2 separate regions of the Homo sapiens genome follow, and region 1 is linked to region 2. Evidence: read pairs that join two places in POLR2A ChIA-PET (ENCODE). Cell type or tissue: MCF 10A. All regions are shown on one strand. Each heading gives the region's core, and the rest is flanking DNA. Links, peaks and the distances in the headings are about the cores only.

What was found. Peaks named below come from ENCODE experiments on the same cell type or tissue, not always from the same donor. Only the 100,000 strongest peaks of a DNase experiment are listed, where the experiment ranks them.
Region 1: POLR2A ChIA-PET joins it to region 2 with 7 read pairs; 3 of 35 experiments call an interaction of 5 or more read pairs at or near these places.

Annotation. Positions count from the first base shown.
Region 1 is chr4:69,085,780-69,093,747 of GRCh38, forward strand. It overlaps a transcript of UGT2B7 not described here. Among named protein-coding and RNA genes, the nearest start is that of UGT2B7, 6.7 kb to the right of the region's middle. In MCF 10A, for the core only: no CTCF peak of the experiment used is centred there; no DNase peak of the experiment used is centred there.
Region 2 is chr4:69,029,226-69,037,193 of GRCh38, forward strand. It overlaps the pseudogene UGT2B26P. Among named protein-coding and RNA genes, the nearest start is that of UGT2B7, 63 kb to the right of the region's middle. In MCF 10A, for the core only: no CTCF peak of the experiment used is centred there; a DNase peak (open chromatin) is centred at 3,806.

The DNA.
Region 1 (7,968 bases), core at 3,568-7,567, 58 kb after region 2:
TTTCCTTATCCTTTAGATTTTTTAATTTGTTGGCATGAACTTGTTTATAATAATATCTTATAATCCATTGTATTTCTGTGTATCAGTTGTTATGTATCCTTTTCATCTCTCATTTTATTTGAGTCATCTCTTTTTGTAGTTAACTTAGCTGAAGCTTTTTAAATTTTACGTATTCAATAAACCGTTTTGTCTTGTTGATTTTTAAATATTTTAAAAATCTCTATTTTTTCTCTATAATCTTTATTATATCCCTTTTCTACTATTTTTTAGTTTAGTTTCTGTTTTCAGATTTCTTGAGGTACTATAGGTTGTTTATTTAAGATATTTCTGCATTTTTAATGAAGACATTTATTGGCATATATTTGTTGTTTTAGAACTTATTTTTTCTATATCTTCTAGGTTTTGTTATATTGTCTTTCCATTTTTATTTTTGTCATATATTTTAAAATAATTTATCTATGGACTCAATGGTTGTTTATGAGCACATTTAATTTATGTATAGTTGTACATGTTCCCATATTCTTTCTTTTATTGATTTCTAGTTTTATTCCATTGTGGAAAAAAATTGACACCATTTTGATTTTAAAAAAATTTAAGACTTATTTTGACCTAAAATATGGTCTATTCTAGAAGATGTTTCATGTGCTATTGAGAAGATTACATACTCTGCAGCTGTTGGATGGAATGTTCTGTAAATGTCCGTGTTAGGTTTATCTTACCTAGAGTGCAGTTTAACTCTGAGGTTTTTTCATTGATTTTCTGTCTGAATTATATTTTTATTATTGTAAGTAAAGTGCTGCACTCTTCTACTATTATCATATCACAGTCAATCTCTCTCTTCAGCTCTATAAATTTTGCTTTATATATTTGGATGTTCCAGTGTTATGACCATATATATTTACAATTTTATTCTGTTGCTCTATGGAGCTCTTGATTATTATACAATGGCCAACTTCTTATCAATCCTGACTTAAAATATATTTTAACTAAGTATAGCTACTACTGTATTTTTTTTATTGTTTACAATGACATGAAACAAATTTTTCTATTTCTTTTCTTTTAGTCTGTGTACACCTTCATAGGTGAAGTGAGTTTCCTGTGGCAACAATACAGTTGAGTTTTAATTATTTATCCATTCAGTCACTCTATGTCTTTTACTTGGATCATTCAATCAATTTCATTTGTAATATTACTAATAGATAAAGATTTACTACCTCCATTTTGTTAATTGTTTTCTAGGTTAGTTTCTGTATATCCTTTCTCTCTCGCTCTGTCTCTCTTTCTCTCTCTCTCTCTCTGTCTCTCTCTCTCTGTGTCTTCCTTTCTCTCTCACTCTGTCTCTCTCTCTCTGTCTCTCTCTCTCTGTGTCTTCCTTTATGGTTAAGTAATTTTCTCTAGTAATATGTTTTGATTCCATGCCATTTGTGTTTGTTGTGTCTAAGTTTGGCTTCTTAGTTAATGAAAGATTTACAAAAATATTTTATTGTTAGATATTTAAAACTGGTGACAACTTTGAGCACAAAGAAAAATAAACAGAACTCTGTATTTTGACATAATTTTGTCTTCCACATATTGACTTTTTCATGTCTCAATTTATATCTTTTCATATTTCCATCTCTTAATTGTAGTTATGATTTTCTTTAATAACTTTGTCTTTTTATCTTCATGATAAAGATATAAATGGCTTATATACCACAATTATAGTATTAGAGTATTCTGAGTTTGTCTTTATAATTGGTTTTACTACTGCTTTTTATGCCTTCAGATGTATTCTTATTACATGTGAGTGTCCTTTTCTTTCCAATAAAACAATTCTCCTTTGTATTATTTCTTGTAAGATTGGTCTGATGTTTATGAATGCCTTATCTTTTGTTTCGGAAAATGTTATCACTCTTTCAGGTTTGAAGAATTGCTTCGGTAGGCTCAGTATTTTTGCATGGCAGATTTTTTTCAGCACTTTAAATGTATATCTTATTGTCTTCTTGCTCACAAGTTGATTTATTTATTTTATTTTTTTTTGAGAAATTTGATGAAACTTGAATTGGGACATTGTTTAATATGGTATAAACCTTTTCTTATACTGCTATCAATATTCTTTCTTTGTATTTGCCTTTTAACAATTTAAATAGGATGTGCCTTTGGGAAATACTCTTCGGATTAAATTTGATTAGGGTACATGGATACTGTCATCTTTCTCTAGATTTACAAAATGTTCCATCATTATTTTATTATATATGCTTTCTAGACTTTTTATTTCTTATCTCCTTTAAGAACTCCTATTATATGGAGGTAGTTTTCTTAATAATGTTTGATACTTTCCATATGCCTACTTCACTAATTTTAATTATTTCTCTTTTTTTGCTCTTCTGATTGGGTAATTACATATGTTTTATCTTTAGGATTGCTGATTCCTTACTCTGTTTGACCAAGTCTGCTGTTGAAGTTTTCTACTGAGTTTTTCAATTCACTTCACATATTTTTTATTAATTGGATTTCTTTTTATTTTTAAAACATTTCCACTTCTTTGCAAAATTTATCATCATTTTCCTGGATTATTCTCTAAAGTGTGTTTTTTTCAACTCTCTATTCATATGTGCTGTGATTTCTGAACTTTTAAAATAGGTGTGCACTGAATTTCTTGTCAAAAATTTTACGGAGCATCTGAACCTTAATTCTGCACTGTAACTTAAAACTAGACTTGCAGTGATTTCTAGGTCTGTGAGATACTTAAGCAATAACTGGAGCTTAATCTCAAATGTTATACTTGTTTGCAGGTCATAGAAAAGCTCCGTATGAGTATCTGGGAATTATAAAAATACCTGCCAAAGATTCAGGCCTTCCTTTGGATTTTGGCCCCTGCAGTGTTATGGAACTGGTCAGACTCCTCAGCGTGGCATTCCTGCTAATAGGAACACCAAGCAGTTGCTGAGATGTGTGTGCCTGTCACTGTGATTAGTACTTCCACTCTTGTTTCCAATTCACCCCAGGTCATTCAACTCTATAGCCACTCCTAATGCCTCTCCTGAGGTAGGACAAAAGTGGGCTTCCCAAACCAAAAAGATTCACAGATCCATGAAGAAACTGAACATTCACTTCAAATTTCCTCCTCTGATCTTGGCAACTGCAGGTAAAATAAAGTTCTGTCACAGTGGTGTCTTCTTGGTGTGTGGAAGGGGTGCCATAATCCAAAAAATTATTCATTTTACAGATCATGAGTTTTCCCATGTCTATGAGTCTTGGGATTTTCTTCTTCTCTTTTTAGCTCTGGTGAATTCAGTGTGGCTTTTTGTATTTACATAGTTACTAGCTCTATTTTTGTGTGGGAATTAATGTTGGGAGGTGTTATTTCATCATTTTACTGACATCACTCCTCAAGGAATACTTTTATGAGTTTGCAAACCATTATGATTTTAGAATTAGCTATCTACCAAATATTAAAAGAGCTGTATATTTATCATTTAAGTGTTCTGTATAATTATTTGTGTACCGTTTCTAGTACATAATTACTATGTATTGAAGCTATGTGTTTCCAACACAAACTTTCTTGTAGAGACTGGCAGTACATGGCAGAATATAGGGACAATATAACTATACATATCACAACTTCTTCAGATTTTTATTAAAGCATAAGTAAACTATATTATTCTACATGATATTGCATCTTTATGATGCAGAAATTATTTTCTTTGTAGGAAATGAAAGCATTTGTCCAGATCTCTGGCAAAGATGGCACTGTGGTGTTTTCTCTGGGGCCAGTTGTGCAAAACCTTATAGAAGAGAAGGCTGATCTCATTGCTTCAGACTTGGCCCAGATTCCACAGAAGGTGAGTACAACGTCCAATCCTTATAAGCAGCCATTTACACAGTGAAGAAAATGTGGCTTTCCATTTGGAACTTGAATCTCATTTTCTGCTTTGCATTAACAGGCACTACTTCTACATAGAATAATTTAAAGCATTATAGTAGTGTATGTGGGCTCAACTAATCATTTGCCTATGAATGCTTGAAGTTACTTTGGAAATACTTCTCTTTGTTGTCATTTGTTTGTGACAAAATGAAAATAAAATATTAAGTTCCTATCTCACATTTTGAGATTTTAAATCTTAAGTCCTGTGCTGACTACTCAAAAACAACAAATAAAAAAACCCTGAAGTGTACTAACTCCAAGGAACATAAAAAGGGAGGGCTGATATTACAAAGATAGAGAAGAATTATGCCCAAGAATATCCTCAACATATTTGATTGTATAGGAACTCCATTCAGTGTACTTGGGTATAAAAGTAGAAGCTTAGATTCACGTAGTCTTTCTTATGAATTAGACTTTTCAAGAATTAAAAGGCAATTACAATTTTGATATTATAGTCTAGTAGTCAGTTAATTTTAACTTTCTTGTTATTGCAATTCTAGATTTCCACTATTTGGGTAGTACTATTTATGCACTATCCAGTGACTTTTTAAAAATGTAATGTTTAATTAAAGTTCATAAAACTCAATAAAAGCATGTATGCTAATTAGGATTGTGAAATTAGTTTTGCCTATTAAATTGGAATATCTATGTATTCCTATGTTTTCAAATGCAAGATTTTCACATAGCTTTCCCATAAAAAACAAATTATGTGACAAAAGGCATAAAGACAAACAAAATTCAACATTGAACATAAATTCTAAGTAACTTCTTTTTCTTTTTTAATTAAAAATAAATTAATATATAAAATCAAGGAGCAAAGGAGACATGAAAAAAAGCAGAAAGTAAAGACAACTAACTATCCAAAAACAAACAGCAAAGTCTAAAGCAAAGTTTTTCTATGAGGAGAAAAGCATGGAAAAGACTCATCCCCATGATTCAATTACCTCCATCAAGTCCCTCCTACAACATGTGGGAATTGTGGTAGTTATACTTCAAGATGAGATTTTGGCGGGGACACAGATAAACCATATCAGGCCATTATGATCGCCTGTTTTGGTTACAAACACACATTTTTAATAGTCTTTCTAATTTTAAGGTCTTGACTTTACATGCCAATATTAGTCGACACAGTTGCTTGCTAAAGGAAAATCTTGATTTCATAACTGTCATTTTTTAAAAGTTGTGTAAGTAAATTTTGGTCATGTATTAAAATCCAAATCCATAGTATGACAATTAAGACTGCCTAAGGTCTTCATTCCAAATTAACTGTCTTTTTTAATAGCTTGCCCTCAAATTTCTCTGTGATCCATACACATTGGGATGCTCTTCATATATCCATGACCTTTACTCATTCTGTTCTTTATTGGAAAATCCCTTCTTTACCACACACTGCCTAGGTCCAATCAAAGCTTTCATCTCATATCATGTTACCTGCCTAATTAAGTTTTTCTAATTATTTCATGTAGAAGTACTTGTGTTTTTTCTCTGGAACTCTAAACACATCCTGTATTACTCATGTGATTCATATCAAAATAGTCTTTATATTATAGCTATTCAATGTATTATCAGCTAATTAGTCGGGGTCCACATAGGTGAAGCAATGTAAAATATTTGTTTTCCAAAACCACCTTGTACCTTTGGGTTTTGTGTGGAATGAAAGAAAGTGTGTGTATGTTTGTGTTTTGTGTGAATTAGAAACTTTAAAGATTTTGTTTTTTTTTTCTGTCATTGAAAATATAGATTAGTACAGTTATATTTCATGTATTTTTATTTTTTAAAGGTTGGAACAAATTTTTCTGGATACATAATTTTTTGATTGCCGTAATAAACATCAAGTTTCAAAATAAAGCGTGGCCATTCATATTTAATATTTAATTTTTAACATCTGTGTATATTTATTTCAATTCGGAGCCCTGTAAACTCTTAATCTCTGTGAGCAGTGCGTCTGGGAGCTACCATCACAGTTTCTGAGAAGTGGGCTTCAAGTATTCTGCACCTGCAGCTCTGCTGTGCTGGTTGTGCATTCTGTGGGAAAGTCCTGGTTGGCCTTGTGACATGAGCCATTAGCTTAATGTCAAAAACATTCCAGATAAACTCATAGAAAGGGGCCACAAAGTAACAATGTTTACTTACTACAGGCTTTTCTCATTGACTACAAGAAGCCTTCTTCATTGAACTTCAAGGAGGTCCATGTGGCACATGACAAAGATAATCTTGAGAATTCAAATGATGAATTTTTTGACCTAGCTTATTATTTTCTTTTATTTTCTATTTGAGACAAGGTCTTGCTCTGTCACCCAGGCTGAAGTGCAATCATGGCTTGCTTCAGCCTCGAACTCTCAGGCTCAAGTGATCCTCCCCACCAAAGCCTCCCAAGTAGCTAGGACTGTAGGCACACCCCAGCACACCTGGTCAATTTTTTTGTAAAATGTTTGTACTGAGTAGGTCTTGTTATGTTACCCAGGCTGGTCTCAAACTCTTGGCCTTAAATGATCCTCTCATCTTGCCTCCCAAAGTTCTGGGATTACAGGTTGAGCCACTATATTTGGCTTGTAGACCCAGTTCTCAGTATCTTTCCTGGCTTATCATCTGGTAATGGAAGGTAAAACTAAATATATTCTTTAATTGAATTGGGTGGAATTTTTAAACCACTATGTGAGTGTTGTCTACAGTCAGGCACTCATGAAGCAGCTGCAGGAAATGAATCATTACAGAGTAATGGTTTACTGACCCTATAATTTTCTCTGGGGAGCTAGTGGCTGAGTTGCTTGCAGTCCCTTTTGTGCTCACACTTAGGATGCAACAGGGAGTGATGCTTCAGGAAACTTCTAGCTCCACCTTCCTATGTACCTGTGCACATCGTAGGACAGAGTGACCTTTCTGGAAAAAGTAAAATATAAAATATAAAAAGTAAAATATAAAACATAAAATATGAAAAATATAAGTTTTCTTTACCTTTTGTATCCAGGATTATGACTTTCATTTTTGGTAATCATTTTATAGTGAGGCATTAGATAAGTGTCTTTTATTTTAAATGAGTTATCAAAATAAATAGAAGAGAGTTAAATGAAATCTATGTAAATATAAATAATACATTTTTATATAGCTATCCTACATGCAAAACTCTAACAGTGATACCAATGAAAGAATAATCAAAATCTAATTGGGAATAGAAGTAATACATTTCTTAAAATAGTTACACTTTCTTTAGAGTCAGTTAACCATTTTTCTTGATACTTGTTAAGAGTCATGCCAAAAACAATACCCCCACCCCAGAAAAAAAAAAAAAAAACAATATTAATACTTTGGAAGATTTGGAAGACATATGGTTTGTCATACATAATCTCCAAAGCCCACAGGCTGGAATTGCTAAGTCACCCAAACAGCAAAGATGGCGGCCCATATCTCTGTGAGCTCTGTCCCAGGGAGTTTTCAAATCTCTGCTGGCCTAAGAACAATGGTGGAAATGACTGGAGTCCCCTGTTGGGAGGTCCCACCCAGTGAGGTGGAACAGGATCTGCAACCTACTTGAAGAAGCAGTCTGGCCATGTTTTGGTAGAGTAGCTGTGTTGTGCTGGGGAATTCCTTCCTTCTGTGGTCGATTTGGATGCTCCAAAGCTCAAATGCCAGAACAGCTAAGTTGCACAAACAGCAAAGATGGTGGCCCACCCCACGCGGCTGAGAGTTCCATTCCAGGGAGGCCCAACACTGCTATCACGGCTGGTTGAAATTCCAAGCCAGTGGATCTTATCCTGTGAGGTGCTGTGAAAATGGGGCCCGCAGACTGTCACTGCTCAGCCCCCTGAATTCAGCCTCCCACTTTGCAATTCTAACCTTCCACTTTGCAAGAGCTACAGCTACTTTTGCCAGGAAGCCCTGAAAGCCAGAGTATCTAAAGGCATCACGTCTCTACACGTGCCTGAGTGGCTGCTCTGCTGAGACTCCACATACCTTTGTGTGTCAGACTGAAGACCTGGTTAAGTGGGTTCATGAGGGGATCTTGTGACCTGAGGGTTACAAAAATCTGTGAAAGAAGCATGTTATTTGGGGTAGCACATTCA
Region 2 (7,968 bases), core at 1,841-5,840:
GTACACCGCAGTTTCTTTATTCTGAAATTAAAATATGTCCCCATGTTACCAGAAGGTTTCCTTCACAGTTGAGAGAAATAGTGCTTCTGTCTCAAATGCAAAAACCAATAAGGGCAATTTGTAGTTTCTAATGTCTCCACATTCCTTCACTAAAAGATTGGAAATTATTCATTTTAAGACTAATCATCTTATTGAAGTCTGAACATTTTTCTATCTATATAGTTTTTTTAAAAAAATACTATGTTTATTACAAAATATAAGCCAAATTAAGGTTGGATACAAATCTCTATTTGAATAATTTCTCAAAATTTTCTAGCTGTAATTTTCAAATATATTTACTTAAAAGCTAATATGGTTAATACCTTAGCATAAATCAAAAGCAGTAGTTGGTACAAGGATTTCAGCCACACTCTCAAAATAGCCCACAGTTCACTTGAATAACCAAAGATAAAAAGATTAGCTTAATGAACTGCGGAAACTAGACTATTTCTCAGAAAATTATTTTTATGGGTTAGGCAGAATTAGTTGATCATGGAGCTCAAAGAGTTTTTTAAATGTTTATATGCTACTATTGAAGTTTTAAAGGGTAAAGAAATGGATGTTTACTTCTCTATAGATTATTTTAATAATTGTTTGTGATTATGAGTATTCCGATGTGACATTAGCGATGTAGTTTACCCTCAAACTTCTCTTATCAGTTTGCTTTTCTTATAAATACACAAGGGCAAAATATATAATACATAAAAAATAAATTATGTTTATATTTGAATATATGTTCATGTATTTCAAAGTACAGACACTTGGTCTACATTTTTGCCTACATTATTCTAATCCCTTTCAGAAAATTACCTAATGTAATTATCTTGTGTAATCCACTTTTTCTTTCATTTTTCCTCTCAGGAAGACCCACTACCTTATCTGAGACAATGGAGAAAGCTGACATACATATGGCTTATTCAAAACTCCTGGAATTTTCAATTTCCTCATCCACTCTTACCAAATGTTGAATTTGTTGGAGGACTCCACTGCAAATCTACCAAACCCCTACCTAAGGTAAAGATAATTTTGTTGATTCGGTTTTGTTAGCTTTGAATTTTTAGTAGGAATGACTCTACCGTCTTCCTGCAGAGTGTCTGACTTAGAAAGAAAGATGGGAAGTGGGTGGGGTAAAGCAGATAGCAATTAGGAACTCTTGTACTTGTTGATTTATCGATACCATCACAAGTACGTGAGTTTCATCATTATTATAGATACAGAGGGATACTAAGGAGACTTTGAAAATAGGGTTGGTTAAATTAAAGCCTTGATTATGCAACACGTAAGAAGGTATTGGTCATTCATTAAGAGAATGTTTATAAAAGTTTAACAAAAACCACAGGCAAGAGGAAAAAAAATAGACACAGTTTCTGTCCCCACACACATTACATTCTATTTCAAAAGATAGAATATGTATAAGTAATAAAAATTGTGCAAAAGCTATTATCTCATGCCAAGATAGCATCAGTGGAGATAATAGAAAGTATCCTGGACGCACTGATAATGAAGCTGACAGCTGAACAATGTGCAGAAATTGGTGAAATAATGAGGAGGGCAGAAAACACAAAAAGAAAAAAAGGTAAAGTGTTCAGGAAAGTTCTCAAGACTCCAAGTTTAGTTTGCAGGGACAGGCTGAGTGAGAATCAGATGATGCTGAGAGACAAGTTAGAGCCTGATACTTATTAGGAGTTAAAATATTTATTAAGCACCTTTGGGGACTACTAAAAAGAGTTAGGAAATGAAGATATATGATAAGGTTATTTAAAAAAAAAGAAACAAAGAAAGAGCAGACCATTTGGGAAATTTTGCATGGAATCTGGTAGCAGATGATGGAAAAGTGGATTAGAATGTTGGACTAGAAGTAATTATGCCTACATTTGCAGTAATAGTACCCACTTCATATTGTGTTTTGTGGAAAAAATGTTAATACACACAAAACACTTAAAATCTCTCTGTTATATAGTCAGTGATTCAGAAATATTAATTTTGCAATTATGGTTATTTTGTTATGATTACTAACACTATTAATTACTTAACATGTGCAAGTCACTTGAGATACCATTCTTCATTTAATAGAACCAGATTGTTCAGCACATCAAGATTATGTTCTCTTGAAAAGTCGTGGAGGACAGATATATTGTGGACTTGAATAAAAGTAGGCATACTAGTTTTGCTAGTAAGATGCGTAAGTTGACATTCTAAAATTCTACTGTAAGTTATGAGGATTTTAAGTATTCTATCTTAAAAAGAAAATAGTTACTCAACAATATAAATGTGTATCCTTAATAATATTTGCAGCCAAACCCAGTGTTCACTTGATTTCACTCAAGGATGTAACTCATTCTACACTGAGATATCTGACGTTTACATCTTAGAACAGAAACATGCCCTATTAGAGCAGGTGTTTTCAGCCTTATGACAAGCAACTTAGTACAGCATCCTGGTTGAACTTGTGTCTAGACGCCAAAGCTCCCTACAGAGAAGCATGGAGAAAATGAATGATGCACGTATTATAAAGGCCAAATAATTTCTATCACTTGTATCTGAATAGTAGTAAACTTAGTTTACCATAATTAAAGAATTCTGTCTACTTAGAAGATGATGTTCTTTGTAAAGGAACACAAGAACCTCATGCATTTTAAATTAGTATCATACTTTTAAGACATAGGTAGAAAGTAAGCATTCTTTAATACATTATTAAGTAATCTCTTAAGATTTTTGTCTACATAAAACTGAGAATTTATTCCATGGGTAAAATACAATATCTATGTTGAATGCGAATTGTATGTGCTTTATGACTTTCTAAAGAGACAAAAGCTGAGGTAAGACTAATAAAAATTCTATGGCACCCTACCCTACTATTGAAAGATTTCCCTATTCATATTAAGGGAAAGTGATAGTGCCACTAGGAGGGGGAAGAGAATAGGAGGTGTAGAAGGATAAGAAAAAGGATGACTAGTAGTATAATAGTGATAATTACTAATAGTAGCTGTTGTTATTAACTTGCAGAAAGATTTGAATGCAAGTCAATGGTTGTAAAATTGGTTCTCTAATTGTTTATTATGTAGAATAATTGTTAACCCAAGTTGTTTTCTTTTAAATTAAATATTAGATTCTCATAATATATGTCTATATTTTAAGAGAAAAAGACATTTGGCAAAATATTTCTAGTGATTTAAAAATGCACATAATCATTGGTTTAATAATATAGTTTCATGTAATCATACTGAGAAAAAAATGAATTAAGATGTGCACATTTAATATTTATGGAAAATATTCATAAAATTCACATTGGAAATAATCCAACATCTTAAATGAAGGAATGACTAAAAACTTATACTATATGCATACTATAGCCTTACAATAATTTTATCAATCAAATATTCAATTACACTGTGAGCCATAATGCGAGTAAAGTGTAGTAGAAAATGATAAATATAACAAGATGACAAATTTTTTGTAAGAGGAAAATGTATATACAATAAGGTTAAAACTTTCTAAATAAATGTCATGAGTGTACATGTGTAAATAGAATAAAAGCCATGATGAGAATATACATATTTTACATTGGTAATATCTCTAGATAGAAATTTTAGAAATATTTCCTTTTCTTTATGAAACTTTTCATACTTTTGTTAAATTACTTACAGTGATTTTGTATTATTTTTATGAAGTTGTCACAGAGTCTGAAACAACCAGTCCACATCAGTGATGAATCAGTAAACAGAAGTTAGATTACTTCAACACTGGGTGGATGAAGAAGGCTCTGGGCATCAAGCCAGTGAGAGTAAACCCTGAACACGAGTTACAGTAAATGTGGCAACAGGTAACTGCAATCACACAAAATGTCTAGATGCCCCATGTATTATCTGGAATAGTAGTACAATGACTCTCACATTAACATTGATGTCTTAAGATTAAAAATCATATTTGAAAAAAAATACAGCAATATATGGTCTTCACAGTCAATATTTGGATTTTTTTCTTTGTTTTATAAACAGCAGTTCAAAAAAGTTTTACCCTAATGATTAAAACTGAAAGTTTTTAAATTTAAATATTGGCATAGATTGGAGAAAGCAAATCAGAGTAAATATCAATCAATTTTAGCCAAGTACATCTTCACCAAGAAGTGTAGTGTGAGTGAGCTACTCATGAGGGTGACCAGATCTCCCCTGTGGAAAGCGCTGGTGGCCTCTCCCATTATGGTGCAAGTGCTGCTGCCTCTGAGACACAACAAAGTGACAATGAGAGTTCCTCACAGGCAGTTATAAATAGAACATCAATTTAACAGTGTGATTTCAGGGAAAAGTTATTCCACCTAAAGAATCACCTGAAAAATATGATCATTCAACTATCTAACTATATACTGTACAATTCAGTATTATAAATGAGACTCTCAGTACTAATTCATAGAAATTCCAAACCACAACCAGACTCCAGAATGTCAGTGATTCTTAACCACCACTTTTTACTGTTACTTTTTTTCTTTTTTGAAAAAAAACTGGGAAACTCTGACAAAATTTTAGTGAAGTGTAAAGGATTACAGAGGAAGATAAATGTAGACAAAAAATCACCCCAACTGTGAGTAACGTTTCCTCAGTGTTTATAGTTAGGGAAGAAAACCATTGATAGCTTCAAACTAAAACAATTCTATAGAAAATGTTGCAGGAAGTGAGGGACCCCGAACAGAGGGTCCAGCTGAAGCCATGGCAGAAGAACATAAATTGTGAAGATTTCATGCACATTTATCACTTCCCCAATCAATACTCTTATAATTTCCTATACCTGGCTTTAATCTCTTAATACCAGTATCTTCATAAGCTGAGGATGTATGTCGCCTCAGGACCCTGTGATGATTGCATTAACTGCACAAATTGTTTGTAAAGCATGTGTGTTAGAAAAATATGAAATCTGGGCACCTTGAAAAAAGAACAGGATAACAGCAATGTTCAGGGAACAAGGGAGATAAACATTAGGTCTGACTGCCTGGGAGCCAGGCAGGACAGAGCATGTTTCCCTTATTACCAAAAACGGGTAAGAGAAATATCACTGAATTCTTTCCCTAGTAAGGAATATAATTAACAGCACTGGGAAAAGAATGCATTGGGGGGGGCGGGGCTAAAATGTCTGCTCTGGGAGTGTCTGTCTTATATGGTTGTAGATAAGGGATGAAATAAGCCCTGGTCTCCTGTAGTGCCCCCAGGCTTATTAGGATTAGGAAATTCCTGCCTAGTAAATTTTAGTCAGACTGGTTGTCTGCTCTCAAACCCTGTCTCCTGATAATGTGTCATCAATGACAATGTGTGCCCAGTGGGACATGAAACTTCATCAGGAATTCTATTTTCACCCTGGCCTTGTGACCTTGCCCTGCCCATTTGTCTTGTGATATTTTATTGCCTTTGAAGCGTGTGATCTCTGTGACCCACACCCTATTCGTACACTCCTTCCCCTTTGAAAATCACTAATAAAAACTTGCTGGTTTTGTGGCTCAGGGAGCATCACGGAACCTGCCAACATATGATGTCTCCCCCGGACACCCAGCTTTAAAATTTCTCTCTTTTGTACTCTTTCCCTTTATTTCTCAGACTGGCTGATACTTAGGGAAAATAGAAAAGAATCTACATTGAAATATTGGGGGCTGTTTCCCCCAATAAGAAAACCTGCCTGAAATAAAGATATGTGATTTAGTAGAATGACAATATAGAATTAAAGCCAAGTAGTGCCACTTTCCAAGAACCTATATTAGTAACTGTAAAATTATAAGTGAAGAGTCTGGGTATAGTGTTTTCTAACATTATCTCCCTGACTACTATGTAATAGCTCCATTTCATTTCTCTCTTACACACACACACAAACATGCACACACACATATTTACATAAACACACTTAGTAGAGGCTACCTATCTCATATTATACATCTTCTTGATAAGAAACTGAATGATTGGGTCAGTTAAAAGACATAATTTCCTCCAATAATTCCTGATAATACTTGATTTTCTCTCTTTAGTAATTTGTACCAATTCTTTCAGTAGTGCCTGCTGTGCTGTTACTCTTTTGTGATGGAACAAATTCTTTTTTCACAGGAAATGGAAGAATTTATCCAGAGCTCTGGAGAAAATGGTGTTGTGGTGTTTTCTCTGGGGTCAATGATCAGCAACATGTCTGAAGAAAGGGCCAATGTAATTGCATCAGCCCTTGCCAAGATCCACAGAAGGATAGATAAAGTTCCTTACGGTATGGAAAACTACCAAAAGAGGCTGTTAAAGTCTATAAATAATCCAATTATAGAAATTTCCTTCCTGGAAATGTAGCTCTTGGGAAAGCACTAATTATCAGATATTAGTTCAAAATGAGAAATGTACATGAAAGATGCTAAAGTAATACAAAGGGTATAATCATGGATAATAAATTTGGTACTAATATTGTGAACAGGAAGAAATATATTAAGAGGCGTAGGTAAAGTTTTGATATTATCATGATATTGAGGTCACATAAGAGATATCACCAAATTATTTCCCTGTCATCTGATCCTTATGTTTAAGGATTCCTGAGGAAATTATACACACTATAGATGTTATCAGAAGAAGTTACATTTTAATGGGTGACTTCACTAGCACAATAACAATAACAGGTATTTCAAAATGTCTAACATGCATCATGCAGTTTAGGCTTGCCATGTAATCTGGCCTCATGTAGTTCCTCCACATTTTGGAATAGGCCCATCTGAGTGATGTTCAGGGTACTATTCAGAGAAAGAATGGCCTAGGCTGACAGACTTAGTCCAAGTTCTCACCTAGCCAGGTAGATTTAGAAAAAGAGAAAAAGCAGCCTCCCTTGCTGGACTGGGCCCAGCCAATGTCTAAAACAGGAAGATGAAAGAAAAAGGATGGAAATGGATCCTGACCTGAAGGTGGATCCTGTGCTGTATAAAATGTGGCCCCACAAGGACTCAGCACTAACTATCAGATTAACAATTCTTCCCAATGGAGGCAGCAGAAAAAAATATAGGAAGGAGTCAAACAGAAGGAAGCCAGGTGGGGAATAGGTTCAGATGCTCCCTCTATAATACATAGTAGGAACATATTTTCTTCTGTATAGAATAAAACGGTGACTTTTGTGTATTTGTCAATTACTTTTTAGCTCCCTATCTGATATAGTCTTCTTGCAATGACCTCCACTAAAGTTTTTTGCTGAAAAACCAGTTATTTTAATACTGATATAACAAGTAAAACACTGTAAATTATTTATCAGTTTATGAGGATTGCTTGGGAGTTCCAAAATTAGTAACTTAAACATAAGAATGTCTTGGCTATAGTAGAACATATTAATCACTGTTGTCAAAGCTTTGTAGCACATTGTCTAAGTGTTAACAATCTGTTGACCAAATTCAGAAAAATATGATTTTGAATTTGTTCAACAGCTATATCTTTATTTATGATACCAGCAGGTTCCTCATTTCAATGCTGAAAAAAAACAACAAAAATTAGCAATACTGATAATACTCTGAATTTGTCTCAGAAATTGTCCCTTGAAATTTCTCCTGGAAGTAGTGCTTGATAATTCATAATTTCAAAGAAGTTATACATGCTACCTTTGTAGCATTATTTCTTACAATTAGCTTATTTTATCAACTTGCTTTTTTGTCAATCAAAGAACACCAAACCCTAACATAATAACTTATAGACAAGCAGAAATACATGAATTACTTCCTATATTACCAAAAATGAATAAATTAATATTTAATTTGGAAGATGAAAACTAGTATAAAATACATAAAATAAAATAAGCATATAGGTCATTACTAAATTGTTACTGCTTATTCTCACTAGAATTATAATGACTATTTAAATATTTTTCATACATACAATTTTTTAGAATTTTTGTGTGCTTAAAATTAAATTTATTTTATTTTTTAAATTTTATTTTAAGTTC